2 separate regions of the Mus musculus genome follow, and region 1 is linked to region 2. The links are chromatin loops, found by intact Hi-C in ENCODE. Cell type or tissue: heart. All regions are shown on one strand. Links, peaks and the distances in the headings refer to the core of each region. The heading gives the core; the rest is flanking DNA.

Evidence for each region. Hi-C counts contacts between places; a loop is a spot of excess contacts. Peaks named below come from ENCODE experiments on the same cell type or tissue, not always from the same donor. Only the 100,000 strongest peaks of a DNase experiment are listed, where the experiment ranks them.
Region 1: a loop joins it to region 2, with 2.2 times the contacts of the local background. A loop is called at or near these places in 13 of 42 quality-filtered maps.

Annotation. Positions count from the first base shown.
Region 1 is chr13:21,713,275-21,729,175 of GRCm38, forward strand. It overlaps H3c10 (H3 clustered histone 10), which reads left to right and starts at 4,354. Exons shown (of 1, transcript NM_178206.2): 1 at 4,354-4,841. The coding sequence starts at 4,385. The coding sequence ends at 4,795. H2bc14 (H2B clustered histone 14) reads left to right here and starts at 8,770. Exons shown (of 1, transcript NM_178200.2): 1 at 8,770-9,252. The coding sequence starts at 8,824. The coding sequence ends at 9,204. H2bc13 (H2B clustered histone 13) reads right to left here and starts at 2,909. Exons shown (of 1, transcript NM_178199.3): 1 at 2,437-2,909. The coding sequence starts at 2,869. The coding sequence ends at 2,489. It overlaps H2ac13 (H2A clustered histone 13), which reads left to right and starts at 3,138. Exons shown (of 1, transcript NM_178182.2): 1 at 3,138-3,585. The coding sequence starts at 3,148. The coding sequence ends at 3,540. It also overlaps the pseudogene H2ac14. In heart, for the core only: a CTCF peak has its summit at 8,389; a DNase peak (open chromatin) is centred at 8,697; H3K4me3 peaks cover 4,277 bases; H3K27ac peaks cover 5,421 bases.
Region 2 is chr13:21,774,046-21,789,946 of GRCm38, forward strand. H1f5 (H1.5 linker histone, cluster member) reads right to left here and starts at 6,580. Exons shown (of 1, transcript NM_020034.2): 1 at 5,787-6,580. The coding sequence starts at 6,509. The coding sequence ends at 5,838. It overlaps H3c11 (H3 clustered histone 11), which reads right to left and starts at 9,352. Exons shown (of 1, transcript NM_178207.2): 1 at 8,870-9,352. The coding sequence starts at 9,325. The coding sequence ends at 8,915. H2ac22 (H2A clustered histone 22) reads right to left here and starts at 13,203. Exons shown (of 1, transcript NM_178184.3): 1 at 12,729-13,203. The coding sequence starts at 13,173. The coding sequence ends at 12,781. It overlaps H2bc22 (H2B clustered histone 22), which reads left to right and starts at 13,443. Exons shown (of 2, transcript NM_178202.2): 1 at 13,443-13,846; 2 at 14,979-15,168. The coding sequence starts at 13,470. The coding sequence ends at 15,018. In heart, for the core only: no CTCF peak of the experiment used is centred there; DNase peaks (open chromatin) are centred at 5,516, 6,616 and 9,386; H3K4me3 peaks cover 5,222 bases; H3K27ac peaks cover 5,740 bases.

The sequences.
Region 1 (15,901 bases), core at 4,368-12,367, 59 kb before region 2:
AGAAATTTTTGTTCATATCCAGTTTTTCAACTTTGAGATTAAAAAACAATAGCAACGTTTGTTTGTTTAGTCTGGGTCATATTCTAAATGTTTGCTAGATAACATACAAAAGATTTAGGCTATTTCATATTTAAACACATACCTTCTTCAAAACTGGAAGCCCCAGCCAGTGAAACTGTGTTGTCCAGGAACACAGTGGGCACTGCCGCTCCCCAGCTCCTGCCAGTTCCTACCGGCTTTATGGGTACCCACACTCTGATTGTTCTTATCACAGAGCTAAGAAACTATTAAAACATGTTCTGCTCCTTATTGAAAGAGGAATGCTAAGACAATGGACCTAAAAAATTAAGATTTCCTCTAGGAGGGCTGGAGAGATGGCTCGGCCATTAAACGGCTAGGCTCATAACTAAAAATATAAGATTTCCTCCAGGAATCCCAAGAAGGGGAAGGGGAAGGGGAAGGCTGACATCCTGACTCCAGCAGTTCTCACAGCAGGGCAGCCTAACTCACCTAGAACCCAATGCTTCTTTTTATGGTGTCTATAAAACTGTAACACTGCTACAGGAAAAGTAGAGAGTGCATGGGACCTCGTCTAACTGAATGAATCTACTTTACTCAGTTCTGCTTCCTAATTTCTTTCAAAATTTGGGGAAACTAGAGTGGCAGGATTAGGGGCCTAAGTGTCTCATACACTATCAAATTAAAAACAAAACAAAACAAAACAAAAAATACAAGCCAACAATGTCAGGAGGCATGGATGTCAAGAAAATTTTTAGAAATGAAAGGTGGTTTCAAATGTCCAATGACTATTGGACCCCGTGAGTAACTCACATAAACTCCGTTTTAGAAAATCTTCAGTTGTTGATTTAGCTATAATGTTAACTAAATGCAGACTTTTAAAATGAAAGAAAATGTGGAATAATAGCAGGTTGAAATAAAATATAGTGTTAAGTGTGGTGATAGATTAAATGCCCATGGTCAGCTCTTGTCCTTGGTATGACTGTATTTGGAGACAGGATCTTCACAGGCGGGAGCTGCAGGTAAGTGGCTGACCACCTTCCTAGTGACTTGCCTTCAGTCCATTTCCATTAAGAATGGTCCTAAGAGTGGGGTGCTTACCAGAGAGACACCAGACTGAAAAGGTCAAGGGCACGGACATGAAGGTAGACACCTGCCAAATCCCAGAGAGAGCCCTCAGGAGAAGCCATATCTGCTCATGCCTTGATCTTGAACTTTAAGAAAATATCTGTCTCTGTTTCATATGCAACCTTGTCATTCTAATAATATTTTAATAATATCTTTGGTTATAAATAAGCACTGGAAAATGCCAAAAAATAGGGGACAGAAATCTAAAACTAAAAAACATGTCTTTAATGTTTTCAGGTATTTTAGAATGATTTAATTTGATTTTGTGTAGTTTTTGTTTCTGACAGCTCTGACCAGACTCTCCCTCTATGTGCTCCAGTCTCGTCTGTCTTGCCTCCTCTCCTTCAGTCACACACGAATGACTCTTGAGAAGTTAATATAACTCTTTCAACGTTACTAGGAAAAAAAAATAGTAACATTACAGTAACTCACTGGTCACAGCATTTTCAGTCTGGATGAAAAACACCCAAGGCTTATGATTCTGTTTGTGGCCACAAGATGGCAGAAAAGAGCAGCACATTTCACAACACTGCAAAACTAGATTATTCTTTAGCCCTCCACCTGTCCTGCTTTAACTGCACACTGAAGTGGTTTTCATACAGAGGGACTGCGATGGTGACCTACAAAATATGATTTACAGAAGAGAGGTCACGAGGTAACGGAGAACGCTAATATCATGAAACATCAAAAATGATTTTTGAACTATCGGAATTATGGAGAGTTGCAGAACCTGGATGGTGCATGGAAGTCCCACTAATATTGGGGGGCTACCCCACGCTTTTAATTCACCTCCAACTCAGCGGTCATGCTGGGGCCCACTGGCTTTAAATGCAGTTTTGACGCTTGCAGCTGGACTTAGGACCATGGACATTCAAATCAGTCTTGAAGATGGCTTCTCTGAAGCATACTTTCTCGTGAATTTACACTCAGGTTCCATTTTCGCTTGTACGATAAATACCCACAACCACGCAGGACAACTGGCCTGTGCTTACGCAGCATACTTTTCAGTTAGGAGGAATGAAAGGTTGGTTGGTTGGGGTGTGAATACCAGTTAATGCTTAATTTAAAGCTTCAGGATACAGTGCACACTCGTAAATAAAAACTACAGGCTGCTGCGAATTATATTTCAACTGACCGGAGAGGCAAAGCCTGACTGTCCATTAACCCTTAACTTCCAAACGCAAACTGCTTACTGCATCTTTTGGCATTTTACCTTATGCCTTGTTAGGTCCAAGGCAAGAGAAGCGTCATCAATAACCACGCATGTGCAACAGCTTTTCCAGAGGAAAGTGTGGGTGGCTCTTAAAAGAGCCTTTGAGTTAGGAGTGTGAGTTAAACGAGCTCACTTGGAGCTGGTGTACTTGGTGACTGCCTTGGTGCCCTCCGACACCGCGTGCTTGGCCAGCTCCCCGGGCAGCAGCAGGCGCACGGCCGTCTGGATCTCCCGGGACGTGATGGTCGAGCGCTTGTTGTAATGCGCCAGGCGGGAAGCCTCGCTCGCGATGCGCTCGAAGATGTCGTTCACGAACGAGTTCATGATGCCCATGGCCTTGGAGGAGATGCCGGTGTCGGGGTGCACTTGCTTCAGCACCTTGTACACGTACACCGAGTAGCTCTCCTTGCGGCTGCGCTTGCGCTTCTTGCCGTCCTTCTTCTGGGCCTTGGTGACGGCCTTCTTGGAGCCCTTCTTCGGGGCGGGAGCGGACTTGGCGGGCTCAGGCATACTGAGAGGATGAAGTGAACTAAGTTGAAAAAGGATAACTAAAAGTTAATGACTGTTCTGGCTGCATTTTAAACAAACTTACGGCTATGCCGAACCTGAATCACCATACGTCATGTACTAACAGTCCAATCAAAACAAGGGATTTTCAAAACCAGGGCGCCATTGGTAACCAATGTGTAACCAATGAAATCTCTCCGTTTTCGCGTCCAGCCTTGACTATATATACTATGCGTATACCGTTTTTGCTTCTTACTGCGGTGGTTATCTACAGCTGAGTTATGTCTGGACGCGGCAAGCAGGGCGGCAAGGCTCGCGCCAAGGCCAAGACTCGCTCCTCCCGGGCCGGCCTGCAGTTCCCCGTGGGCCGCGTGCACCGGCTGCTCCGCAAGGGCAACTACTCGGAGCGCGTGGGCGCCGGCGCCCCGGTGTACCTGGCGGCCGTGCTGGAGTACCTGACGGCCGAGATCCTGGAGCTGGCGGGCAACGCGGCCCGCGACAACAAGAAGACGCGCATCATCCCGCGCCACCTGCAGCTGGCCATCCGCAACGACGAGGAGCTCAACAAGCTGCTGGGCCGCGTGACCATCGCGCAGGGCGGCGTCCTGCCCAACATCCAGGCCGTGCTGCTGCCCAAGAAGACCGAGAGCCACCACAAGGCCAAGGGGAAGTGAAACCAAACATTACGAATCACCAAAGGCTCTTTTCAGAGCCACTCACTTTCTCCAAAGAGACCTAAACACTACTGGGATAGTGCATTGTGGGAAATACGTGTATTACCTCTCCTAGTTTTCCCTGGCTTGTGGTTAGTTCAACCCCCTAACCTTAGCTAAGAGTATATTGGTTTTTGGAAGGCAGGCACCCAACCTCGGACCTAGTACATAAAACAGACACATCTTGAACTCCAGGCCAGCCTACTCTGCAGGACGAGTTCCAGGACAGACCGGACTGCACAAAGAATTGTCTTGAAATGTTCCTTTATCAGCACATATGCTGATAAACAACTAATCACTGTACAATCAATCCTCACTTGAATCCTGTTTATGTGCATGATTGACAAGTCCTGCCATTTGGCAAAGTCAAAATCAGCAAAGGATGTTAAAGCATTTGGTGGTATCACAGCTAAAAACATTTCCCCTAGACACCCTCCCCCCTACACACACACCTCGTTCGGCAAATTGAATTCCAGGGGGTCAATGTTCTTAGAGCCTCTTTTTAAAGTCACTACCTACCTTTTACACATCTTTTCATTTAATCTGAAGTAGGAAAAAGAAAGTAAGAAAAGTGCTTTTAATAAAAATTACATTGATTTAAACGAACCTGCGGCGGGATTTTCTTTTCAATGAGGAAATTGCACACTTGGTTAAACCATGTTCAGACTGCGAAAACAAAAGGACTCACCAGCCAATTAAGTTGATCTGGCAGCCATTTTGACCAATCAGAACTCGGCCGTCTGTATAAATTTTGGTGGTTGAAGCTTTCCCTCCATCACTTTGCTTTGGAAGCTCGGGTGTTACCATGGCTCGTACTAAGCAGACCGCTCGCAAGTCCACCGGCGGCAAGGCCCCGCGCAAGCAGCTGGCCACCAAGGCCGCCCGCAAGAGCGCCCCGGCCACCGGCGGCGTGAAGAAGCCTCACCGCTACCGTCCCGGCACCGTGGCGCTGCGCGAGATCCGGCGCTACCAGAAGTCGACCGAGCTGCTGATCCGCAAGCTGCCGTTCCAGCGCCTGGTGCGCGAGATCGCGCAGGACTTCAAGACCGACCTGCGCTTCCAGAGCTCGGCCGTCATGGCTCTGCAGGAGGCCTGTGAGGCCTACCTCGTGGGTCTGTTTGAGGACACCAACCTGTGCGCCATCCACGCCAAGCGTGTCACCATCATGCCCAAGGACATCCAGCTGGCCCGCCGCATCCGCGGGGAGAGGGCTTAAAGTTCGTCTTTCTGTGTTTTTCAAAGGCTCTTTTCAGAGCCACCCAAACCTACACAAAGGTGCTGTTGACTTATAGGCCAATTGGAGTTTTTTCTTGGAACGGTAGCCAGGTTCTAACAGTTTTTCTTAGCTGAGGGATGCTCTTTAGAGTGTCTTAAGTTGGTGAGTATTCTGCAAAATCCAATATACTTAAACTGAACATTACCTCTAATTTCCCCAAATGCACTTACTGTTCGGTTTCTTGAAGGATTTTTAATTATTTTGCCAGCAATATAAGGCCGGCGGAGTCAATTATAGGCACTTAAATTCATGGTTTCCTATGTCTTATACATGGAATTGCTGGAAGCATTTTAACTGCTCAGCTATCCAGTCCCAAGAGAACCTGAGTTAGTTTTGTATACCAGAAGTCCCCTGGTTAAATGGTTGGATGGGTGGAGAAACATGAAGAAAACCATAGGGAAGACGTATAGCCCAGAACAACCCAAAGTGCTACAACCAGCTTCTTGGCCTATGAGGGCTGCCTATAATTCTAACATTTCCTTTTCACCAAAGTGTTCAGCTTTTTATGGCCCAGTGACCTATGCACCATTCCTGTCACTTTGCAAGAGAAGGTCTACTCCCTAGCAATCATGTGTCTTCCTGTAACACCAACACAACAGAGGCCTAAATAGATACCAAAGACTAGTTAGCTAACTTATCCCTTGGCTCAGGTTTGGAATCGAAGACTTCAAAAGTGATGAGGCCTATGTGGACCTCTACCCACACTGCGCAACCTATATCACATTACTACACCCACGGCACAAAAAGGCAAAATAAGTTTTAGGTAGAATATCATAGTGCTTTCTATTGGAATTAGTCCCTGAAACAAAATAAAGCCCTCTTGGGAGGTGACCTTCTGAAAAGGAAGGTAGGTGAGTTGGAAAGCAAGGCCCATGTGTCTACTGCAGATGCAGAGCCTGTCTTTGCATCCAGGCTGTTGACAGTGCATCCTATTGTTCCACAGAGAAACACTAAGGTATATAGCACTAACTCCTGAAGGGCTTACACAGATTTTGTTTTGTTTTGCTTTTGTTTTTCAGGTTTGCACTGACCAATCCTCAGATTCTGTCTCACAGTTTTAGACTTTCATTTAGAATTACATGAAAACATGAAACACTTTTCCAGTCAGTAGGCAGGCATGGCTACATGTGCATGAATATTCTGTTTCTGACAACACTCCATGTGATGGGAGTGTCACAATAGTGTGGTTATCTTCTAAATACACTTTAAAAGCACACCTTATCTCCTATATAAGAACTTACCTTTATTTTAGTAACGACATATAAAAATTGCTACTTCAATGACAGATGCCACCCTCTTGGACTATCCTAGTGGGTAGGTAGTAATGCTATTTATTAAGACAAGAATCAGTAAAAAGTTGAATTGCTTAGTGATGGATTTAGAATATATACTTAGACTTTTCTTTGTTTTTACACGAAATCTGGCAGTTAAAAGAACAGTCACATAAAGGGCTAAGTCTCAGACAAGCAAAGATCTGAAATTCGGTATTATATCAAAAATATTTCAAACTAAGGGAAGGGGCTATCTCTTGTAACTTTTACCTTATTGTCAATATCAAACTTCCTACTTTGCTTTGTTCATCTTAGTTATGAATCTATACTTATAGGCATTCTGTGCTGATCCCCATACTATTCTTTAATAATTATTCCCTTTAAACTCCCAGAGCAGAAGTCTCTTTCATAGATTTTATGCTCTTAAACCACCATGCTCCCTGAAATCCATACACTTCTTCATCCTTCCTATGTTATTTGCCCACTTCTTTGTTCTCCTCACTGGATTGTTTCTTTAGCTTAGACACTATACTTATGGTGACTAAATGTGGAATTGGTTGTTTCTGAAAGAATAACTAGAATTTAAGGGGTAAAACAACAGACCTTGTGCTTGAATTTCCTGAGATAGCAAAACTGTTAGGTGCTATGAATTCCTTTCCAAAATCCAGATTTCATGAGCAACATCAAGGGGATGTTACCTTACTGTTCTCCAACGAATGGCTTTTCAGAAGAAAGTGGACTGTTTCAGACCATGGATTGTCTGCTTATTAGTATTCTTGTGATTAGGATGACAACATTCAATATCGTCATTATTACTGCGGTCTCATCTAGGGCACATCTTTGTATACATAGCCTCTTGGGGTTCTCACTGTATAGAACTGCTGGCCTGGAATTCAGAGATTTGCCTGATTCTGTGTCCTGAGCACTAGAATTAGAGATGTGGGGCACACATGCAAAATGTTAACAGCTTATGAGTCGCTAACATAACAGCAAGGTACAACAGCTAACTACAAAGATTGATAACAGGAAAATAAAGCTAACAACAATGTTTTCTAAATTTTTATTTAAGTATATACCCACATGAAACAGCAACCTATCATGGACTTTGGATTTCTCAAACTCAGCATTTCCCACAGCCTCAAACAGCAGCGATGGTATTTACAGGTATAAATTACTCTATACCTGTCTTGTGAAATTTCATTTCCGTGCTATCTACAGCCGCCCTATCATATATATGAATACTGGGTCACTACAGAAAATAGAAGTTCTGTTTCTCAGGGTTAGGGTAGCTCATCACCCTTTCCCTACTTTTTAATTCCAGCTTCACTTTATTCCCATGCTGAGTAAGAAACAGAGACAGAGTTAAGTTAAAAGTTAGGTTAAGTCAAAAACACAACTAGGCTAATATTGCTTTTAAAAAAAAATCTATTATTAGCTACATCTATTGTAAGGGTAGGGTATGCATATGAAAGTCAGAGAACAATTTGTGGGAACCAAAAATTTTCCTTTCATGGGTTCAGGCTTGAATTCACTTGTTCAGTAAACCTGTTTTAATGCCTCCGGGCTCTAAGCTAGGTCACTAGCTGAATTTTAATAAAACACCTATTGAAGACTGCAGAAAAGTTTCTTTCTTTCTTTCTTTTTTTTTCCTACAATGCTCCACAAACAAACAAACAGCAAAGTACAAAATAGTACTGAGGTCGCCTTCTGCAAGACTCAACCTTGCAGAAACTCTGGACTGGCACCACACAGAGGACTTGCAAGGCATTTATCCGTGTTCCGTTTGGCATAGCTTGTGGCCCAAGGAAAGAAAGCACTTGTCATGCAAACCTATAACCTCAGGTTGATCACTGGGCCTGGGGTGGAGCCATGAACTCCGCTTCTGACTTTAGACAAGTTCGGTAATTCTATATAAGAAAATGGAACGGCTGTATTCCTGGATGACTCACAAACCCAAGTGTCAATTCTTTTCGAGTACAAAAAGTGTCTCTAAAGAGTTATGTTTCCTAAGAACTTTCCGAAACTATGCTGTTCACTTGGCCTAGTGGTGGCTCTCGGTCTTCTTGGGCAGCAGCACGGCCTGGATGTTGGGCAGGACGCCGCCCTGCGCGATGGTCACGCGGCCCAGCAGCTTGTTGAGCTCCTCGTCGTTGCGGATGGCCAGCTGCAGGTGGCGCGGGATGATGCGCGTCTTCTTGTTGTCGCGGGCCGCGTTGCCCGCCAGCTCCAGGATCTCGGCCGTCAGGTACTCCAGCACGGCCGCCAGGTACACCGGGGCGCCGGCGCCCACGCGCTCCGAGTAGTTGCCCTTGCGGAGCAGCCGGTGCACGCGGCCCACGGGGAACTGCAGGCCGGCCCGGGAGGAGCGAGTCTTGGCCTTGGCGCGAACCTTGCCACTGCGACTGGACAAAACAAAATGCTGTGTACAATAAAAGTGCTGAGGCGGAAGAGTAGCTCACTCTTTGTTATTGACTGAATGGCGCTAAAAATGAAGACGTAGCATTGGCTAAGGGTCTAATATTTTAACCAGTAGAAACACAAATTTGAACAATATGCATTCTCATTGGATAGGTGTAATTTTAAACTAACCAATAAACATGCGACTATCTCTCGTCTCTATTTGCATAACAGCGTGTATATAGGGCGTTCACTTCGCCTCCTCTATACAGACAAATTGCAGTTTATCTGTGTTGTAACATGCCTGAGCCAACGAAGTCCGCTCCCGCCCCGAAGAAGGGCTCCAAGAAGGCCGTCACCAAGGCCCAGAAGAAGGATGGCAAGAAGCGCAAGCGCAGCCGCAAGGAGAGCTACTCGGTGTACGTGTACAAGGTGCTAAAGCAAGTGCACCCCGACACCGGCATCTCCTCCAAGGCCATGGGCATCATGAACTCGTTCGTGAACGACATCTTCGAGCGCATCGCAGGCGAGGCTTCCCGCCTGGCGCATTACAACAAGCGCTCGACCATCACGTCCCGGGAGATCCAGACGGCCGTGCGCCTGCTGCTGCCCGGGGAGCTGGCCAAGCACGCGGTGTCGGAGGGCACCAAGGCGGTCACCAAGTACACCAGCTCCAAGTGAGTTCGTCTGACTCACTCCAAACACAAAGGCTCTTTTCAGAGCCACTAAGCAGTTCTTTGAAAAGGGCTAGCACAGCACAAATCCAAGGGTTTTGTCTAGAGTACATTCCTCACTTTAAGAAAACACTAATGCAGACCATTTAATATTTATAAATCTGCCCTTCTGTTAATCTGGTTTTGATACTTGATTCCTATTTTAATCTCAAACTGGAAGGTTGCCATCACTTCAGTTAACTTTGTAAAAGTGCAGCTGAGTTTGTCCTTATGCCACATGGCACCATTCCTTTTCTGGGTCATTCTTGACTTTTTCTTGGCACCAGGTCTCTTGCAGACCAATATGGAATTACCATAACCACCCAGCCTGGCCTCAAACTGTATCTTCCTTAATTTCGGTGTCTGGGATTCCAGGCCTTTACAACCAGGTTTGACTTTCCAAGCCCCTGGTTTTTCCAACAGACTTGCCAGGTAATTCTAAATTATTTGTTGATTTTTAAAAATTGTCTTGTGTTGTACTGTTATTTGGTGTGACCTACTTTTTAACTGCACTTAATTAAGATTTTATTGGTATGGTGTTTCAAAATGGACTATAAAGGAGAAACAGCCTCAAAAAGCTTTAATGTTATTGCCCTTTTTATTATAGGTTTGGGATTCTACCTTCAAGCAGTGCCCCCCCCTCCCTCCCCCCCCTCCCTTGGGGGTTGAGGGGTAGGGGGCTCAAGACAGGGTTTCTCTGTGTAGCCCTGGCTATCCTGGAACTCACTTTGTAGACCAGGCTGGCCTCGAACTTAGAAATCTACCTGCCTCTGTCTCCAGGGTGCTGGGATTAAAGGCGTGTGCCACCATGCCCAGCTTGTTTTGTTTCTTAATCATCCTAGGTAAAGGTTCACTCAAGCATAATAGAAATGTCAAGAAAATGAAAATTATTTCTAAATCCCATCAGTAGGCTAGTACATTTACTAGATATGATAGAGTAGTAAATAGTCACATAAAGGTAGATAATTTTATTGTCCTATTTTGCGTTGTATTGCTGTTGTAAACACTATGACCATAAGCAACTTCGGGAAAGGGATCATTTGGCTTACAAGGCCTTTCTGATCCTTGAAGAAAGGGCAGGAACTCAAGCAGGAGCAGAGGCAGAAAGCAAACATCTGCTTTTCTTCCACCTGCCAGGACCACTCTACCCAGGGGTGGCAGCACTGATCCATGTAACCTTGTCTCAACCACATCGATCATTAATTAAAAAAAAAAAAAAAAAAAAAAAAAAGCCCCCACAGAATTATCCACAGGTCAATCTAATAAATGTATTTTCTCAGTTGAGGGTCCCTCTTCCACCTGATGAGTTTAGGTGTGTCAAATAAACACTAACCAGCACAAATATAAATGAAATTTTAGTACACAGATTTCAAAATGAATTTAAGCTGTTATAGAGTAAGATCTTAATATGACTTTCTAACCATTTTCTTTAATTATTATCTCTGATCTTTATAGTATCCTGTGGAACAAATTCTATTGTTTTCCCGGTTTTAAAGTGGAGGAAATTAAATAAGAATGGACTGCACTGAAGTCATAACTTATATGTCCTGTCTTGTATGAATGTAGAGACTCAGCTATGAACTATTTTCCAAAATAATTATACAAACCTTGAAAAGAAAATATGTAATACATTATAAAATGAAACATCTAAAACTCTGTCAATAAATTTGTTTTATTATTTTTACTTTCTTTTTTAAGAGTGAGAGAGTGCTTTGTACCCTGACTTGCTTGGAACTTACAAGAGTCGTCCTTCCTCAGCCTGCTGCATGCTGTCCTTGTAGGTACTCCCCACTACAGTTTTGAATGAGTCAGTTTATTAAGTATATAGGAAATCAAAAGCAAAAAGAAAACAGCAATTGAAGAAGCAGACAGACAGTAAAACTTCATCACGTAGGATCTCAGAATATCCAGCAGAGAGCAATTGAGGAAGCATCATTGAGGCAGTCAGCTGGATTTTATGGAGTCACTGGCAGAACAGTGTCTCTTCCTGGAAGACTTTAAAGTAAAAAAGACAAATAGCAACTGTGCAGGTGACACCATCAAATCAGTTGCTTACAACATGAAGCAGGAACCACCTGGGGAAGGGATAGTTAGCTGAGTTCCCTGTTGAGTTTTCCTCCGTGGCTGAGTTTCCTATAACTGGAGGACTAACATTTTTTTTCCTTTTTAAATCATGCGATAAACGAATGTCATATCTTAAAAATCATTCACCTTCTTTTTTTGTTTGCTTGGTTTTTCTTTTTTAAGATTTTAATTTATTTTATATATATGAGTACACTGTAGCTATCTTCAGACACACCAGAAGAGGGCATCAGATCCCATTACAAATGGTTGTGAGCACCATGTGGTTCCTCGGATTTGAACTCAGGACCTCTGGAAGAGCAATCAATGCTCTTAACCACTGAGCCATCTCCCTAGCACATGGTTTACCTTCTAAGGCACAATGTTTTATGCTTGGGCGATATTCTGTTCCATTCCTTCCATGCAACAGTAGGAGCGCCAGCTAATCCTTAGGGCGGGGGGGCTTGTAAGAGACTGATTCTTTGGGGGGGTATGGGGCAGGAGGTTGGGGGTGGAGGTTGGAAGGTGGAGGGTGTTCAAGACAGGGTTTCTCTGTGTAGCCCTGGTTGCCCTGGAACTCACTCCATAGACCAGGCTGGCCTGGAATTCAGAGAGTTGCCTGTCTCTGCCTCTCTAATGGTGGGATTAAAGGAGTGTGTTGCCACCAACCATCTGTAAGAGACTTTGAGACTAGCATACTTGAGACAGAACTGGTTGGGGAGTAGTGCAACCAACACTCCTGACTCTCAGAGAGAACTTTTTGGTGAACTCAGACAGCATACCTATATAGTGCACATGATCTCATTGTTCAATGATTATATCAACGACATAAGCCAACGGTAGATTAACAGGAGAAAAGCTTTATTACGTGAAGGAAAAATAAAAGTCCCAAACTTGAGAGAGATCTGGAAAGTTATGCTCGTTCTCAGTGGAGGAGGGAGGCAGGCACATTAGTGGAGGGTAAGTTAGATGCTTGCGGTGATCTCTGAGGATGCTCATGATGACACAGTTGCTTCTGGGTAGTTTGTCTTTGGTAATTGAGAAATTCAAATCAAGCACCTCCATGAATTTGTTGTTTCTGAAACACCCTCAGTTTTCAGATATTAAATATATAAAAAAGATGAGTATTTCCACTGGTGTGGGAGCAACAGTAGCACATTGATGTTATAAAGGATTTACCAATAAACTTCCTTAGGAAACACTAAGCTACCCTCTATCATGCCTCACAAGGAAGCTCTTTGGTGTAGGGAGCAAAGGAAAACCGGCAATGAGTGCAGCAAAACCTGCTCTTCTGGTCCATGTGCGGATGTTGATAGTGTGTGCTGAAAATGTCCATGCATTATTTGGCCCAGGAACATAAAAGACAGGTTAAAAAAGTTGATTATATAAGAAATTCAAGATGAGTTTGAATGGTACATTGCTCTTTTTAAATGCAGGTTAGATAAACAGGCGAGGTTAACAGTCTTAAAAGGGACCTCGAAGCGTATTGTTAACTATGGCTGTGATTTCCAACAAAAGTTCCAGTGTCTTAGGATGTAAGAGGTAGTTTCAGGATATTATGTGATCACAGAATAGAAGAGGTGGTTATTTTGTGGTTCTTTCAACAATGCAAACTCTCTGTTTGACTGCCTTTTCTAGTCTGCAACTCCCACCTGAGTCATCCTTTGCAATTTCATTGAAAATTTAGATGGGACAGAATGGGCTCGTGAAAAATAGGTAGCTTTGCTATTTAACAAAACTGAAAAATATATTAGGGTGTATTATAAAGAATTTATATGCTAAATATAGTTAAGAGTAGGAAGGGGTGGGAAATGTGATAGGGCAAAGAATGTGAATTATTGATACCATACAAATTCTGGTGTCTGCAGTCCAAAGGATTCGAAGAATTGAGGTGTGGAGTAACTAAGAAAGAAAAGGTGTTGTTAACAGGAGGTCAAAGTGTCAGGCTATGGCCTTTTAAAAATTACCTCGTATATTGTTTTTTGTTTTGTTTTGTTTTGTTTTGTTTTTTGGCTACATGTATGTCTATACACCACATGTATGCCTTTTGCCCAGATAGGCCAGAAAATAGCATCAAGTCCTTTGTGACTGCAGCTACCAACACTTGTGAACTGCCATGGGTGCTGCATGTAATAAAAACAAAGCAGGTAGGCAGAGAGACTATCCCAACAGGATGAGACTGCTTTATTGGAACAGTGATATATATATATATATGTGGGTGTTTTAGAGAACTGTGATTAATGCACATGTCTGGCTGATTACAGTTCGGATCAATCTATAGAAGAGACAGTTCGGTGGGCGGCAGCTAATCCTGAAGGAATAGGATGGGCAGTAAGAGTTTGTTCTCAGTGTGGAGAAGAGGTGCTGCTCGCTCACATTTCCGTTCTCACCTGTCAACGAAGGGAACAGATCTTTCTCACTGAATAGAAGAGATGCTTTATTCTTAGCCGAATAACTCGGCTTTTTTAGGGATTTTCTTCAAATTTAGCTAACTGTGGCACTTTCGCTTTCTGAGAACAGGAAGGAAATGGAGTTTTGGAAGCAGTCAATTAATTGCTAACCTCCTGTCCCCATCCCTGCTCCTGCACCCAGGGACTTCTGATCTATCCCAGGCCATACAAGTGAGAACACCTGATTTATGACAGAAAAAGTGTGTCGCTCTACCACACAGTCTTGAAGAGAGAATTACTGCTCTAACATCCCAGTCCCTTCTGGGAAATAAGAGGCTAGAAATACCTGTTTGTCTGATAAGAGATCATAAGACCCTGATTCGGGAGAAGCCCTGTCTTATGCCTGGAAAAAGGAAACTATACTGAGAAGCAGAAAGGAATATGTACTGAAAGTCCTGGATGGCTTTTCCCATTAGTCCACACCCATACCTTTTGTGTCTACCTCCATTACTACACAGTTGCCCATTACACAAAGTCAGAAAAGAAAAGAAAAGAAAAGAAAAGAAAAGAAAAGAAAAGAAAAGAAAAGAAAATGTTTTGCCTTAGTCTTTTGCTATGGAAGGCTGTATGTCACATAAATGTTTCATCCCAAGTCTGTTTTAAAATTGTTTTATTAATGAGATCAAGAAACTTGATCAGAAATCTTAGCTTCCCACTAACAAGCCCAGGAAAGCCAGGGCTAAGCATATTAGAAAGAAGGCCCACGTTAAACAGTGCCCTGAACATGGCAGGGCCATTGAGCAAACGAACTTTCTGTCTGCTCTGATCTATACTAAACTTGGAGTTGTGCTGTTTCAGTAGTAATGTGCTTTCCTATGAAAAGGCTGATGGGAGGTATATAAAGCAATGATTCTGTGAAAATTATTTTAAGTACACCACTGTTGATCCCTCGCCCCCACCCCTCAACAATTGTTACCTAGGGTCATCTTGCCCACAGAATTATGCTTTTTTGTGGCAGGCCAGGACTTAAAAGAGGTTGTGATTCTGCCAGGCCCCTTGAGCTGTCTCTTCGAGGCCTGTTCTTTGTTATGGAAATTACCTAATGGCTGTTGTAAATCATGGTTGTCTCTGTTGTCATGGAAGCAGCCTAAGGGACTGTCAATCCTGGTTAACAATTACCTCTTAGCATCCTAAATTTGCTTATCTCTATGTGGCCTCGGTAGTACAATACATTTCCTTGCGGTATTTGGGAGGCAAAGTTCCCTTATCTAAATTCTACGTTGGGTGACTTAACGTCTCTTAAACAAATCTATTATTAACAGATCCTTTCTAACACCACTTCTATAGCTTTGAATCTCTTCTACATCAGTATGGCAACTACAGGATCAAAAGCTCAAAGCTCCTCTCTGAGAGCCAGCGCTTAGGATGTGCATGCAGAAGAATCAGCACATGGCTACCTCAAGGACTGCTGGTGAAAGACCCACAACATGAGGACTCCCCCACGTTCTGACTCAGGAGAGGCGACACCCCAAAATCACCCACAAGAAACGGGTCTTGCTGCAAATTGCAAGAGGATTTTTATTCAAGAGCGCTCTCGGGCCCATGGTCATACACCATGCAGGGGTAGAGGACCATGGCGCCCCGAGTAGCTGGGTAAGGGGGTATTTAAAGGAAGAAACCAAAACTCAAGGAAGTGGGGAGGGCGTTGTTGGAAGATACCAAAGATACCAGTTAAGAGTCACAAGGAATACCTGGTAATTGTTAACTCTCAAGACAGCTTCTAAGAGCCCCTAACAATAGCACATTTGCATTGCAGGTTCTGGGTGACTTTCTTTAAAAGAGCACTCTTTGAACCCAGGAAGCAGGTGGATGGAGGAATGTCGCTATTTGTTTTATGATTAGCATACCTTTACAAAGGCCACATTCCCAAGCCTGGGCCTAAAGGCCTAGAATTCTGTTTTTACGTTGCTATACTTTCACTGGCAAGGTTTTTGATATTGATGATGACAATTTGTTTTGACAAACAATAAATAAGGGTATAGCCATTTTGTCTAGTAAATCCTTTCTAACATCAATTCTATTATTTCAAGCTTCTGCCTGAGCACCATCTCCACTTCTGCAGGAACTGTTAAGGGAACAATCATCAGTATTGGTCATGACCTTGAAGATGAGGGAAGATACCAACCACTACTTTCCCTCTCCATAATATAAATC
Region 2 (15,901 bases), core at 2,471-10,470:
CATCCAATCACTTAACTGTAATCCCAAAATCAAGACAGGAAACCAACTGGGCAAACTCCAAACTCTGCATCTCCATGTCTGATGTCAAAGCAGTTTTCAGATCTCCAGCTCCTTTTTCATCTTTGTTGACTGTAACAAACATATTTCTCCTGGACTGGTTCCACTCTCTGTTAGCAGCTTTCCTCAGCAGATAGGCCATGGCTCTGGCATCTTTAACATCTTGGCGTCTCCAAGGCAACTTCAGTGTTACATCTTCATGTTCCAATGTCTGGGATCCACACATGATCTTCTCGGCTCCTCTAAATGGCTGGCGTCACTTCTCCAGCTCTGCCCTCTGTAGCACTCTAAGCTCAGGTTGATCCACTCCACTGCAGCTGCTGTTTTTGGTGATCATCCCATGTTACTGGCATCTCCAATACACTGGTGTAGCTGTCCAGCAGTCATGGATGAACTGAAAGGGAGGCTGGGAATGAAAAAGGAACTGGAGGCAGGAGGGGTGGGAGGGCGAGAGAAGAATGAAGCCAAGACAGTTTCTTATCAAGGCTCAAAGTTTAATTTTCAGCACTTGCAGTTTATATAAGGAAACCCGACAGACCCCAACCTTTGTTTCAGCAGGATTGAGTTGCAAAGCAAGCTCATCAGGCTGTCTACTCCTCAAAGCTCCTGTGGGAAATTGCAAATGCAGTGAGGCCAGGCGACTCCAAATAGGTTGTAAAACCTTCCTGGGTTTGTTCAGCCTACTCAAGGATGGGGAAAGGGCACACATTGGGGACTTCCACTGCAACTAGGCTTCACCAATAGCCTCTCATATGTTCTCTTCATGGTGCCAAACCTCAACTTCTTTGCATGACACCTTCAGTCCTGGGCCATCAACTGCAACTGAGGCTGCACTTTCACCAATGGCCTTCCCCGGCCTCTCACAGTGCTGAGCCTCACCTGCTCTTCATGACCCCTTCATGCCTTCAAAACCAGTACCACCTGGGTAACTCTTACATATTTTCAATTACAGGGCTGCAGGAGGTACAATCTTGGCCATCTCTGAAACACAGCTTCTTTGTGCTCTCAGAAAACACTTCTCAGAGTTCACCTCAGTCAGGGGGGTCTCTTCTTAATCACCACTAATTTCTTAGCTCCAGCTAAACAGTATCAATTGTCCCAGTAGTCCCTTCTATTCTGGACTCTAAAGCCAGAGACACAATTCCAAAGCTGCCAAGTTCTGCTGCTTGCTGGGGCTGGAACATGGCCCCCTTGTTCTCTTACATAATCACCAGCTTTCTGTTTTCCAACTCCTTCACTGCCTAAGCTTGGTTGTCCAGGAACTTGCTCCGTAGACTGACTGACTTGGAACTCAGAAATGTGCATGCTTGTCTCCTAAGCACTGGGATTAAAGATGTGGTCCACCAAACCAGGATTTTTTTTTTTTTTCTTCACCTAGAACTTGCTTTGTTCTAGGCTGACCTTGAACTCAGAGATCTGCTTGTCTTTGTCTCTAGGAATTAAAGGCTTCTACAACAGTGCCTGGATCTAAATTTAGCTGGGTAGAACTTTGCCCCAAGGTCACTACTCCCTTAATTCAATTTAATATCCTTGAACACAAGACTCAGCTCTATTTCACTTCCTGGTGTCCCTTTAATATTCAAACTATACATTTTTTATTTTTCCTTCCTCAGCTTGCTATGTTTGTTAAAATGCTCTTCATAAGACCTAACCAAAAAACAAATCTCCGGTGGGTATTACTGAGACTTCCTTTGTCAGTGCAATTAATCTGAGTCTCTTTACCTTAGCCTCAGGCAGACTCCTTTAGACAGGGCAAAAAGTAGCCATGTTCTTCACAAAAACAGTCTCTCAGCCACATATTACAGTTCTTTTCCATTGAAACATCTTAGGCCAGCACGCCTAAACAGTTCAAATGACCCTTAGCACCACTGTCTTCCGTATTCCTAGTAGGTTGGCCAATTAAGCCCCACTTAAAGCATTCCAAGGATTTCCAAATCCAAAGTCCCAAAATCCACATTCTTCCAAACATAAACATAGTTAGGCCTATCACAGTAATACCCTACTCTCAGTACTAACTTAAATCCAATGGAGATTTGTGTGTGGGGGTTCGTATGCCACTCCTGGTACCAACTTCTGTCTTAGTTAGGGTTTTACTGCTGTGAACAGATACCATGACCAAGGCAGGTTTTATAAAAGGCAACATTTAATTTGGGGCTGGCTTACTGGTTCAGAGGTTCAGTCCATTGTCATCAAGACCAGGAACATAGTAGCATCCAGACAGGCATGGTACAGGAATAGCTGAGAGTTCTAAGACGTCATGTAAAGTCTGCTAGACTCCCTTCCAGAGAGCTAGGAGTAGGGTTTTAAAGCCCATGCCCACAGTGACACATCTACTCCAACAAGGCCACATCTGCTTCAACAAGGCCTCCAAATAGTGCCACTCCCTGGACCTAGCATACACAAACCATCACACTATTCTTAGTGCTTCCATACACAGCATTCTGCAACACAACAACTTAGCACTCTAAAATAATAAATTTAACTCAGTCCCGGAAGAACTCTAAGCTCTGTGTCTCCCATGCTGCAACACAGAAGGTACTTGTCTGGAAGTGTCACCTGTGAACACACTTCATGTAGATCATGCCACACCCTAGCAAAGCACCCTCCACCCCCAATGGCAGACATACAAGGGAGGAGGGTAGACAAGGTAACTGAGCATGACAGATGAGATCATCTAGCCGCTCACCACTGTAGGTGTTCCTCTTTGTCCCTCTGAACCCATAGGGTCATCACTAGAGAAGCCAGGATTTAACTTTTGTGTGTCCTAGTTGGACGGATGAGAGTTTAAGAGCACCCAGGTCTTTGTGCCTTAGGCTCAATGGTGTTCACTTGCCGAAGGGGCCCTGTAAACCTATCTTAGTTCCCTACAGTCCACCCTTATCTCATTATCTCCTATAAAACATTAGAGTGCCACAGTCACATTGGCAAAGAAATTGGTTCTTTTCCAGATTTGGGTCAAACTATAAATGAATCATTTCTTTTAACCAATTTCTCTTTCACAATTTCTTTTGGAATACAGCAAAACTAAGGCAGTGGTGGAGGGGTGGGGTGCTAAATGCCACATAACAGTTGTGGCAAGGAACAGAAAATGCCAGCGTTGGGAGAGGCAGTAGCAGGGATGCAGGTAAGAATGGATGTTAAGAGGGAAGGCTGCTTAGACAGGCCACCCCTGGCACTTGTGTCATCACCTTAGTGTTCCTGGTCCAGAACACAGGGCACACTGATAGCAGCATCAAAAAACAGCACCTAAATTAGTGTTTCCTTTCCTCTCTTGCTGGGCTTGCCCTTCTTACTCTGCCTGTAAACACACACACACACACACACACACACACACACACACACACACACACACACACACAGGGTTGGGGGCAGATTCCCAGAGGCAGCTATTTAACCTCACTGGTTTTCATTTCTTCAAATGTAAGTAAATACAATTATTAACAGAACAGGCCGAGATTATCATCATTAGTGTATTCTATACTCTGCTCTAGGTCTCTGTGCTGTGTCATAGACCAAGTGTATTCAAAACACTCGGGAGCCTCCTGTGTTGCCCATCACCATTACTAGAGGGTCACTGCCCAGATCCAAAGGTGGAAGACAGCTCCCTGCAAAGTATGCTTGAATTCTGCACATAGAAATTTACATAAGTTTAAAAATTAAAATAATGAAAGTGATAATGAAGTCAAAGCCCTAAAATATTTACAAATATAATCACAAAACTTTCCAGAATTCTTTTAAATTATATATAAATAAATAGGATAGCATTCCTATGAAGATATATCAATACAAAAAAGAATTCAGAGGCAACATACATTTGCCTATATCCTGTCTCTCTAGCAAATTTAAGGAATACCATTGTGACTCAAGAAAAGAATACTATTCTACCAATTACCTACTTGATATCTAATTTTCTATTTGTTTAAAATACATATGAAAATCTATACAAATAACCTAAGGTGTTTCATTTGCAAAATACTCAAGTTGGTCATTTAAACTCTTAGGAATGAGGCCTTGAGATGGGGTAAAAGGCATTTTACATCTTTGCTGAAGGCAACTCATTCAGAAATGTATCGAAATGAGACATAGAGCCAATTCTAAGGGAATGATCTGCATTGTAGATGAAGAAAATTCTAATCCCGTGGAATTAATGACAACCAGGCAAGATGGTGCCTGCATTCTAACATATAATCCCAGAACTGAGGCTCAGCAAGAATTGCTGTCAGTTGGAGGTCTATGCTGGTCTGTGACACTATCTGAAAATAATTACAAGTATTAATTTTTTTAAGGGCAAAACATTAAGAGACAAATAAAACTCACGGGGGCAAAATGAAGCTGCCATTTTCATTGTAGAAAAATCATAGAAACGTATGGCTATGGGAATAAATACGGCTATTTTGCCCTATCCAGACCAGATATACAGACTGACGGAAAAGGAAAAGAATAAAAGGAAAAAATAAAATAAAAATAGAGCTACCAGCAAAGTGTATACACAAGGAGCCAATTCTGCCTTAAGCCAGTAAGCCTGCCATGATGTGAGCAAGAAACCACATTCCCAATCCTTAATAATGGAAAAGAAAAAAAGAAAGAAAAAGGGGAGAGAGAGAGAGAGAGAGAGAGAGAGAGAGAGAGAGAGAGAGAGAAGTGACTTGAAACTTCCCTTTAAAACTATTTATTCCGATCATTCCTACCTGTATCACTAGGAAGCCTGAAATGGCCGTGAGAACGAATTACCAATTAGTAGTACTGGCGACAATCAAACTTTAAAAGTGAAATCGCTACGTTGTCTTTAAAACTTAAAACTGACCTAATGTTAAACTAATGTTAAATACAATAAAAGTCCTACGTAGGGGAGTCACACATTAACAAACCTTTAAAACGAAAGGACCGTTCTTCATGGGACTTGAATGTCTGTGTGGAAGAACTGAGTGAAGAACTGAGAACAATGGGAGAACTGAGTGAAAAAGCTCCATAAAAACTGTAAATGACTTGGGAGAGTGGAAATTTGTGCACAGCCTTTGTGCACTCGGACACGTGAGTGGCCCAGGGCTTTGGAAAAGATGCCAGTGTCCAGGGTCTGCTTCAGGACCTTCAGCATCTACAGCTAGCTTACGGCTGCGCTTCCACTCCTTGCTGTTCAGTATACGAGGTGGTCGCCTTCTAAGAGCCCTTCCAGTAGGGCCCGGACTTTCACCAGCTATTAAGATGAAAAGTAAACTTTTAAAGTGTGTGTGTGTGGGGGGGGGGGGGGGTGCGTAGGACGGTATCCGCACTGGTTGCGTTTTAGACAAACTAAGGCGATGAATATCGCGTTATCTGTAAACGTCATAAAATGACTGTCCAATCAAGTTTAAAGTTAGTAATAAAACACCGTACCATTGGTTTAGGTGATACTTTAGCATACAGCCAATGAATTCGATCTTTTTCGCGCCCTGCGTTGGCTACTGTGTGGAAGCCTCACTTCACCCTAACAAAGTTAATGTTACCAGTGCTTCCATACTCACGCAGGCTCAACCAGCTAGCACATGGAGGTAGGGAAATGAATGTGTGCAGTTATGGCTCACGTACAAAGGTCACCAGGTGACCATAGTACCTAACAGCCATCGTAACGGAGTCTTACCTTGTAGATTGTGAGCACAGGAATCGTGGCAGATAAGGGTTCCAGTTAACTGTCCCAATCGAGACAGACCATGGAAAGCATAAGTGTGTACAGCTACATTCACAGAGCTCTCTAGGTGGCTCTGAAAAGAGCCTTTGGGGCTTTGTTGCTGTCGCAAGCAAACCTACTTCTTTTTGGAAACAGCCTTCTTGGCCTTGGCAGCCTTAGGCTTAGCGGTCTTAGGCTTGGTAACCTTAGGTTTGGATGCCTTAGACTTCACCGCCTTGGGCTTGGCCGGGCTCTTTGCTGCTTTTTTAGGCTTGGCAGCAGCCTTGGCCTTCTTAGGACTCTTGGCAACTTTCTTCACTCCAGCCGCCGCAGGCTTCTTCGCTTTCTTTGGAGTTTTCTTCACGGTCTTCTTTGCCCCCGCAGTCTTCTTAGGCTTTTTAGGGGTAGCACCTGCAGGCTTCTTGGCCTTGGCAGCCCCGGTCTTCTTAGCCTTGGGCTTGGCCTCGCCAGAAGCCGCCTTCTTGTTAAGCTTGAAGGAACCAGAGGCGCCGGTGCCCTTGGTCTGCACCAGGGTACCCTTGCTCACCAGACTCTTGAGCCCAAGCTTGATGCGGCTGTTGTTCTTCTCCACATCGTAGCCACCAGCAGCCAGTGCCTTCTTAAGGGCAGGCAGGGACACGCCGCCGCGCTCCTTAGAGGCAGAAACAGCCTTAGTGATGAGCTCGGACACCGGGGGGCCAGTGGCCTTGCGCTTCGCCGCGCCAGCTTTTTTCGTTGTCTTCTTCTTGGCGGGAGACTTCTCTACAGGAGCCGGAGCCGCGGTCTCAGCGGGAGCAGTCTCAGACATGGCGAGAACAAAAAGCTTGCTAGTTGCGAGAAAACTAAAAGAAATCTAACGCGAAGAGCAAATTTTGCGATGCTCCTTTGCTCAGGCTCCTGGTTTATATAAGCCGGTGCTGGGCTGTGATTGGTGGAGCGGCCAATCCACCGCCCTCTGCCCGCGGCGACTCAAGGTTACAATCCCAAATTGTGTTTGTTAGTCCCCAAATTTTTACTTACTGCCGAAAATAATAACACAGAAATTGGCAGTTTGGAGTTCCAAGGGAGAACAGCCTTCGGTTTCACGTACCTGTGTGTGCTTTTTTGAATCACGCGCAACTGACTAAAAATATTTTTAAAAATCCTTCCAGTGTTTACAAAAAAATCCACCAAGCAGAGCGCATCGTGAGAGTTACTTGCATATTTCTGTTAACTTTTACGAAGTATGCAAGGAACATTACTTAAGAGAATTTGTACAAAGATGCCGCCTTTAATTTGTGCAAGAGTAGAACTAATAGTTCTTTTGGTTTGTGCAAAAACGTTGTTTGTGTCTGTAGCAAATAACACAGGCTAGAGTGCCTGGTTGGCTCCAGACTAAAATTAACCACTTTAGATATTTCTCTTTAAAAATGGTTCAAGCTCCTAGTACTTCGCATGCATTGATATCTTTAATGGAGAACGCAATATTTCCAGTGTGATAGCGACTTCTTTGAAGTAAGGAGATTAGAAATCATTATATTTAGGAGCTGCTGGTGTAGCAGTTACCACTTGCTGCTCTTGGGGTTTGGGTTTAGTTCCCAGCACCCACAGGACAGTTTGCAACTGTCTATACCTCCTGTTCCAGGGGATCTCGGACCTTCTGCAAGACTGGCCCAGTACCAAGCATACAAGTGATGCACATACATACAGGTAGGCAAACCCTCATTCACAGAAAGGTTTAAAACATATACTTAAAAAGGAATTGCTAAATTCAGATGACAATGGCCTTATTTCTAAGTAAAAATAAATTAGATATGGTTCTGAGAAACGGGCTTTCACCATTTCCTAGGGATATTTGTAGACAGAAAATACATTAAAAAATATTTTACATTAGAAAAATTCTAAAACTTTCAAAAAATTTTCAGGGAGATCCCACTGCTCTCAAATGAGATGGCCAGTGAGATTTTGAAAGTATTTAGCAAACAGCACAGCCACACTCTTAAGTAAATAGCCAATAACAATATTGATATTTTTGCGTGTTTAGATGGCAAGCAGGCCAATATTCTAGAATACTATTGGGTGACCTATACTTATACAAATTCAAAGATTTGGAGAAGCTGGCACACATCTTTAATCCAGGAATTTGGGAGGCAGAGGCAGGTGGAACTCTGAGCTCAAGACCAGTCTGAAGTCTATAAATCTAGTTCCAGGACACCTAGGCTTACACAGAGAAACCTTGTCTTCAAAAACCAAAAAAGGAAATAAAGGAAGAAAGAAAGAAAAAAGAAAAATTAAAGTTTACTATAGTAGAAATAGAAGTCAGTTTTGCTTTGGGTGAGGAAAGATGTACAAGATTTGTACTAGTTTAATAAAGGGCATTAATAAATCACAAATAATTTTATTACTTTGTTTTCCAAAGAAACACAGTCTGGGGTTTTGCTTTGTTTTGTTTTGGACAATAGCAATCTTTCTTAAGCATAATTTATTGGGGCACACCTATAATCCTATCGATTATAACTGAAGCAAGATTAGGATTACAAGGTTTTCCGTGCTACATATTCAAGCAAGTCCAACGTTGAGCACTGGGCTACTTTTGAGTCCTTATCTATAAATAAATAAAATAAAGGAGGCTGTCTTAACAGTACAGAGGCTGGCAAGGCTGCTAAAGAATCCAACATATTTGTTACACATACTCTGGGAATGGTGTACAAAACCGGCAAGCCATATATGGTTAAAAGAAAACCACGTACGTCAGACATATTGACTCAAACTTGTCACAGCATGAAGCTAATTACAAAGGGCCAATGTTAGCACTTAAAAGGGTTCAAGATTGCCAAATTCCAAACCTTGCCCCCCCCCCCAAATAAACACACTAATCAAGTAATGTTCCTTATGAAAGCAATTTGCAGACTTAGGGAACACGCCTGGGGATTTTGCATTAACCAGTAGCACTATATAGTATCCAGAAAGCATGAATCTACAGATTTGCTGTAGGAGCTAACTTCCACACATTTTAGTTGACTGCCACCTTGAAGTCAGGTTGTTTCAAAGGCACATGCCTCTAGATTGTAAACTAACCTCACCTATATTTGAACACCTTAGGAGGATGTAGCACATATGCTCAGATACTGGAAAACATGATAGATGTTGGACCTGAGGTAGGTAAACAGCCGCTTTTTGGTGACAAAGGAGGGGGCTCTGAAAAGAGCCTTTTGTTATTAACAGGTAGGGGAATTACGCCCTCTCCCCGCGAATGCGACGGGCCAGCTGGATGTCCTTGGGCATGATGGTGACACGCTTGGCGTGGATGGCGCACAGGTTGGTGTCCTCAAACAGACCCACGAGGTAGGCCTCACAGGCCTCCTGCAGAGCCATGACAGCCGAGCTCTGGAAGCGCAGGTCGGTCTTGAAGTCCTGCGCGATCTCGCGCACCAGGCGCTGGAACGGCAGCTTGCGGATCAGCAGCTCGGTCGACTTCTGGTAGCGCCGGATCTCGCGCAGCGCCACGGTGCCGGGACGGTAGCGGTGAGGCTTCTTCACGCCGCCGGTGGCCGGGGCGCTCTTGCGGGCGGCCTTGGTGGCCAGCTGCTTGCGCGGGGCCTTGCCGCCGGTGGACTTGCGAGCGGTCTGCTTAGTACGAGCCATCTCAGTACACTAGAAAGTGAATAAAGTGGTGTTGAGATGGAAAAGCCCAAGTATATATATAACAAGCCACCCTTTTGGATTGGACAGTAAACTGCTGACATCATAGTTCCAGACAGGGGATTGGTCCGCGTTTAAACCGAGTAAGGAAAGGAAAAACGTTGCCTACATTTTATATTTAACGTACAAATTTCATCTTTTTACATAACAATTACTCTAGCAACTCCCAGAATTTATCATCTCGAGATAATGTTGGCTTTGGAGGTCAAAAGACCTCTTCGCTATTTATTTAAACAAGAGCACCGTTATTTGGGGGCAGAAATTTAATGGAAAGAAATCTGAAAGGAAAATTAACAAAAAAAAAAAAAAAAAAAAAGTTATTCCTGGAGTCATGAGCACTTCTTACACTTGATTTCGCTCAAAAACTGCTTGCAACACTTTTATGACCGGAAACTTTTAGAAGTTGCAATTGATACTGCCTTTCAGCGGTTGCGATTTTGGCGCGAAAAAAATTCAAAATCAGTGTATCTGCAACTTACTAGGGCTTTGAGATCCAGAAGGCTTTGAGATTCTGTTACTCTTCTACAGCAACACTGTAGGGGACAGGGGCATTCCCAGGTTGGCATTCATTATTTACAAGTTACAAAGTTACACCATTCAAGGTTAAAAGCGAACGCTGGGAATTCACAGATAGCAGCCCCACCCCACCGCCCAACACACACACACTATGTATACAGCTCTAGGAGACTAAGGCAGCCTTTGGAGTAACTCAGCAAGGGGTGATCTGATGATCCTGCTGAGCCAGGAAGACGATGGCAGGCTTGGTGATATTCAGCACATGACTTTTCGGGAGTGCTTGGTGCCGTTTTTTTTACCCAGGCCCTTTCCCCCACTTAATGTGGTCAAATTTGCCAGAAACAAAAGCAATAAGATCAGACAGTAAGCATGTTGTTTTATGAACAGGCTTTTTGCCTAATTGGGAATATCAGGCACAAGCAATATTTACTTGCTGTTTACCAGAGAACCTTACCAAGATTATCAGGAAAAAAGAACTGCTGAAGACGCTCATTTGAAAATAGCTCTATCCACCCCACATTCGGAGCTACCCACAGGTCATCCTTTACGAGTCAGGCGCCTAACCTGCCTTCACTCACAGCGTAGTCTTTGTGCTTGGTTGATGTACTCAGAGCCTAAGAGGGCTGAAGACAAATGTTTCTGACAATGTCAGATGTGCAAAGTGCTTTCTTTATAACAAAAGCTAAACAGCCTGCGAATTAGAATGGTAAAGGTGTATCAGTGTAGTTGAAGCTTAGATGTGCCCCTGAGCTCCCACACTTTGCCAAAATGGGTTGGTTTTTTTTTTCCATATGTAATTATTTGGGAAGGAGAGATTCAAACTCCATCTTTGTGCTGCTTCCCCCTGTGCTTTTCTCAGACTTGCCACATATCTGCTGAAAAGTGATTCCTGTTTTCTTCATTCCAAAATCATTCAAGAATCAGAGTTGTTGCTCCATTATTATTATTATTATTATTATTATTATTATTATTATTTGCAGAGGGAGGAGATAAAAAAAAAACTGGCTCCTGTCCTCTTTCTCTACCCATGGAAAACAACTGCACCCAGACATTCTCTCCATTACATTTACAAAAAAGAGGCACAATGCAGAGGCCAAAGATGACTTTATTGCTAGAAAACCCATTTTAAAGGCAACGGTGTTGCTTGGTTCTTGAGATTCTAGCTGTTTGGAAAGAATTACCAAACACCTTATACTATCTTCTAGAGCAAATGAGTTTTCTCCCATTCTTCTCTTGCAATGTCAGTGATATTTACCTTTAAAATGTGTCAACATTTTTGTTACTCTTGGAAGTAATGCCACCTTTAATTTTAATAGTTTTTGTAAGTATATTGTGAAGTGTCCAAGCTGTCTGTTAATGACTCCATTCTCCGGGGCTTGTAGGTTGTGAGTGGTCTTGGCATCCTGCAGAAAAGCCTCAAGAATCTGCTTTCCTTGCAACAATTACTTTAAAACCAAAAAGCATTCTACTTATGGGAAAAGCACAGGCTCTGTGCACATTATTTGAAATTTTATAACACAAAACACTTGAGTCCTATTCTCTTTTTAATGAAAAGAGATAAAAACAGGAAGAAAAAAGAAGAAAAGAAAAGAAAGAAAAGAAAAGAAACTTCATCTAACTTTAAGCTTGGTACCTGGGACCTGCAAATTGACTTGACAAATGGCATCTTAGCAGGGAGAATGATTTATAAAATATATACAGAGAAAGCTTTGCAGCAAGCAAGCTCAAGAAAACGTAAAAATGAAGTTTACTGGCTCTTTTAAGGATCTGGAGAATAAATACATGGGAAGGTAAATACACAAACTAGTAACAGGAGAGGCTAACCAGCAAAAATCCTCAATGATGGGCATTATTTTTGGTAGGTCAGAGCACAATAATGGAAATTTTTCTTCATGGCATTGTAAAGGGAGACTTCTGTCAAGTGTTTCACCATCCCTGTGTTCAGTGTCATCTTCAATTAATCCTTATACCCAAGTGATATACTTGGGGTTAAACATTAAGTCCCCTATATAAAGTAGTTTGAAACTTGGCCGGTTTGGTTGCCTTGAGCATGTTTAATCCTGCTAATATTCTTCTTGGTGAGACTGAGTTAAATACTGAAAGAGATTGGGCCTGTGAAAGAAATCCCTGGCATTCTACTCTCCTGGATTCTCCTTTGCTTCCAAACATAGGTACTAAAGCCAGAATTCTTCAGTAAAGGGAAAAGTAGAAACTAGGGCTCCACTCTAAAAAAGCAGTAATGTGGGGACATTCATTCTTTATCCTTTCAAGAGCCTCATTCGGTACTGATGAGGAAAGACAGTTGCTGCACACGGGTCAAGAACCTGGACAGACCAGGCTTGCTGGAGTTTGCCTTTGTGCTAGACCAAATAGGTCAAATCCTGGATACCTTCCAAACGGCTTACATTCACTTTGCCATTAAGAGGTGGACTCTTTTCATGTTGCCAGTTTGCACATGTTTATCTTATAAGACTGCTCCTGTAAACTAGTTATGTATTCCAATATGGTTGAAAATCAATACAGGATGCTGTCATATGGTGACCTTAAGTACAAATTGCTGTTACTAGCTAACATTGAACTTTAGCTTTTGTAAATCAAAGACTGGCAGATAATAGCCTTTAAATATAATGGTTTTAAATTTGTAACCTATTTGCAACTCTGTAGCCACTTAGGGGAAAAGGTGGTGTTTTTATCTCTTTTCATTAAAAAAAGAATTGGACATGTTACCAAAATCACCTTGATAACTGAGGATCGGAGAAACAGATTCCTTCTATAGAAAGTAACAAAAAGTAGCAACCAATAAAGCTTAAGCTCCTTAAAAAGACAAATGTGTTAGCTCTGAAAAGAGCCTTTGTTTTTTAAATGATCAGGAAACAATTGTCTTATTTTCCCTTGGCCTTGTGGTGGCTCTCGGTCTTCTTCGGCAGCAGTACGGCCTGGATGTTGGGCAGGACGCCGCCCTGCGCGATGGTCACGCGGCCCAGCAGCTTGTTGAGCTCCTCGTCGTTGCGGATGGCCAGCTGCAGGTGGCGCGGGATGATGCGCGTCTTCTTGTTGTCGCGGGCCGCGTTGCCCGCCAGCTCCAGGATCTCGGCCGTCAGGTACTCCAGCACGGCCGCCAGGTACACCGGGGCGCCGGCGCCCACGCGCTCCGAGTAGTTGCCCTTGCGGAGCAGCCGGTGCACGCGGCCCACGGGGAACTGCAGGCCGGCCCGGGAGGAGCGGGTCTTGGCCTTGGCGCGAGCCTTGCCGCCCTGTTTGCCGCGTCCAGACATTCTAAACAAAAAGAAAGAACTGACAACTGCAAAGGCCAAAAGTGGAGGAGCTTGGCCTTTATAGGATTCTCCAAGCGCGAAAAAGAGCCTACGCGATTGGCTGGCTTCTTCTTTTCGTCTAGACCAATGGGAGGCGTTTATGCCGAAGCGTAGTTCCATTGGGCGCTACGCCATGAAAATTTGAAAATTTTAACCAATCAGAAATGTGTATCTCTAAGCCTCATTTGAATAACGCCTTATTAAAAAGCGAAGGGCTCACGGCGCAAGTTGTAGCGTGGTAGAGTTCCTGACCTAACATGCCTGAGCCTGTTAAGTCCGTTCCCGCCCCGAAGAAGGGCTCCAAGAAGGCCGTCACCAAGGCCCAAAAGAAGGATGGCAAGAAGCGCAAGCGCAGCCGCAAGGAGAGCTACTCGGTGTACGTGTACAAGGTGCTGAAGCAAGTGCACCCCGACACCGGCATCTCCTCCAAGGCCATGGGCATCATGAACTCGTTCGTGAACGACATCTTCGAGCGCATCGCGAGCGAGGCGTCCCGCCTGGCGCATTACAACAAGCGCTCGACCATCACGTCCCGGGAGATCCAGACGGCCGTGCGCCTGCTGCTGCCCGGGGAGCTGGCCAAGCACGCGGTGTCGGAGGGCACCAAGGCTGTCACCAAGTACACCAGCTCCAAGTGAGTTCGTCTGACTCACTCCAAACACAAAGGCTCTTTTCAGAGCCACCCACATTCTCAAAACAGAGATGGATTGCTTGTTAAGTGATTCTACCTTACTCGGACATATTAGTTACTATTTTTTAGGGTTAAGTAAGGGTTTTTGTCTTGAGGTTTTGTTTTGCATTTTTATTTTAATCCTAATATTGTTTTTCTGCCCCCAGCTCTCCTAGAATTCTCTGAAGTCAGGTTAACCTCTGAGATCGAGGGCTGATCTCTCTGTCCTGAGTACTTAGGTTAAGTTCCTGCACCCACACTGTCATTAACAATTGTTTCTAATTAGTATCCCAGAATCTATGAGGATTTCTTAGTTTAAATTTAGCCTGTCTTGTTAAGTGCTACCACCTAATGTCTCAAATCTGCTTTTGAACTCCTGCTGAGACGTCACAATAGATTCTGTTCAATAAGATACCTCATTGGAGCCCCGAGGTCTACATGATTCTCGCTGAAAACTTGAGATGTAGTCAGGCGCAGCTTAATTTGATTGGGTCCTGTTTTCTTGGTCGTTTGGTTTGAAGTTTTGTTTTCAGAATGAATTTCACTGGTTAGCAGTATATTCTCAAACTAATTCTAGCCAGGCTAACCTCCAGATTGGACATTCGGCCTCAGTTTCATAAATCGCTGGAATTACAGGCCTATACAACCAGACTTGTTCTTGCAAGGCCCCAGCTAAGCACCAAGGAAACAAAACTTTCCTCCGTTTTCCTAAGTGTATTCAACTTTTGTAAATTTCTTCTGTTCCACCTTCATTGTCTGCTGGTGTGGTGATGATTGGAATTAGATTGTGGGAGGAAAAAAACCTCAAAAGGATATTGATTGTTTGGGATTGTCCTGGAATTTTTCAGAGGATAAAATACTAAGTAAAGATTAAATCAAACCACTTTAAAGACGAAAAAGCCCTTTTTCTGTAAGTCCTCTAGGACAGTAAATGCAAATGGTGATGACTTAGGTGCGAATATGAACAGCTCAAAGTAGTTAAATATCAATGAGATTTTAGTGTGCCACTGCTAAAAGAAACATTAGCTGTGTATGACTTGTAAGGTCTTAATAAAGCCTAACCATTTTCCTTAATCATCTCCATTAATCTCTATAGAATCCTGTGGAACAAATTCTATTATCTTCCTTCCTTTTAAAGTTGAGGAAATTAAAATGATTGTACGGAAGCTGCAACATAAATAGAGGCTTGTCTGAGTGGAGACCGAAGTGTGAACTACCCTCCACAATATGATCCTGAAAAAGAAGTATTTAATACATTATAAAAATAAAGGTTTCAATCTATCCCATTATGTAATACAGTCTCTTCCATCCCTCCCCTTCCCCCGCCCCCGCCATATGAGTTTGGGGTTTGGGTTTTCCACGGAAGATTGGTACCTTTGGATCTTTGATTTTGTGTGTGCTCTGTAACAAGGCTTCACTAGAAAACCTCCTTCCTCAGCCTCACACTGCGCTTACAGGCTTGTTTTAGAGTTAGATGAAATTCAGACTGAATTCTTGTGAGGGAAAGTGAAGTTTTCTTGTCTCCTTTCACTGTGCCATGATTAACAATGTGGTGGTAAATAGATTAGCCAGAGAAGTTGTGAGACCAAAACAGGAAATACATTGTTATTAACTCTCTATACCTCAGAAGAGTAAGTTTGTTTCCCACACCTAATGTATCCTGCAAAGCAGGTCTTTCAATGTACTCATCTTGTGGCTCCATGATGTATGATGCTCACCCCTTTGCCTTGCTAAACTCCTGAACCTGTGATATATGATTGCCTTTAGCCTTACTAAAATGTTTCTTACCAGATACCTTGATGACTACCCTTCCACGTGATGTATTTTTATAACTTATCTACCTCACAGGCAGCCTTGAGCCCCCGACTCTTCTGTCTTGATGTTAACAACACAACTTTTCTATCAGTCCTAATGTCCTCATAAAAGGTACCTCAAAAGCCAGTGAGGGGGCTGTTCTCTGAAATCTTAACCTTGGGAGAGGCAGCAGGCTTCCCAGTTCTAAATATAAAGCTTACTTTA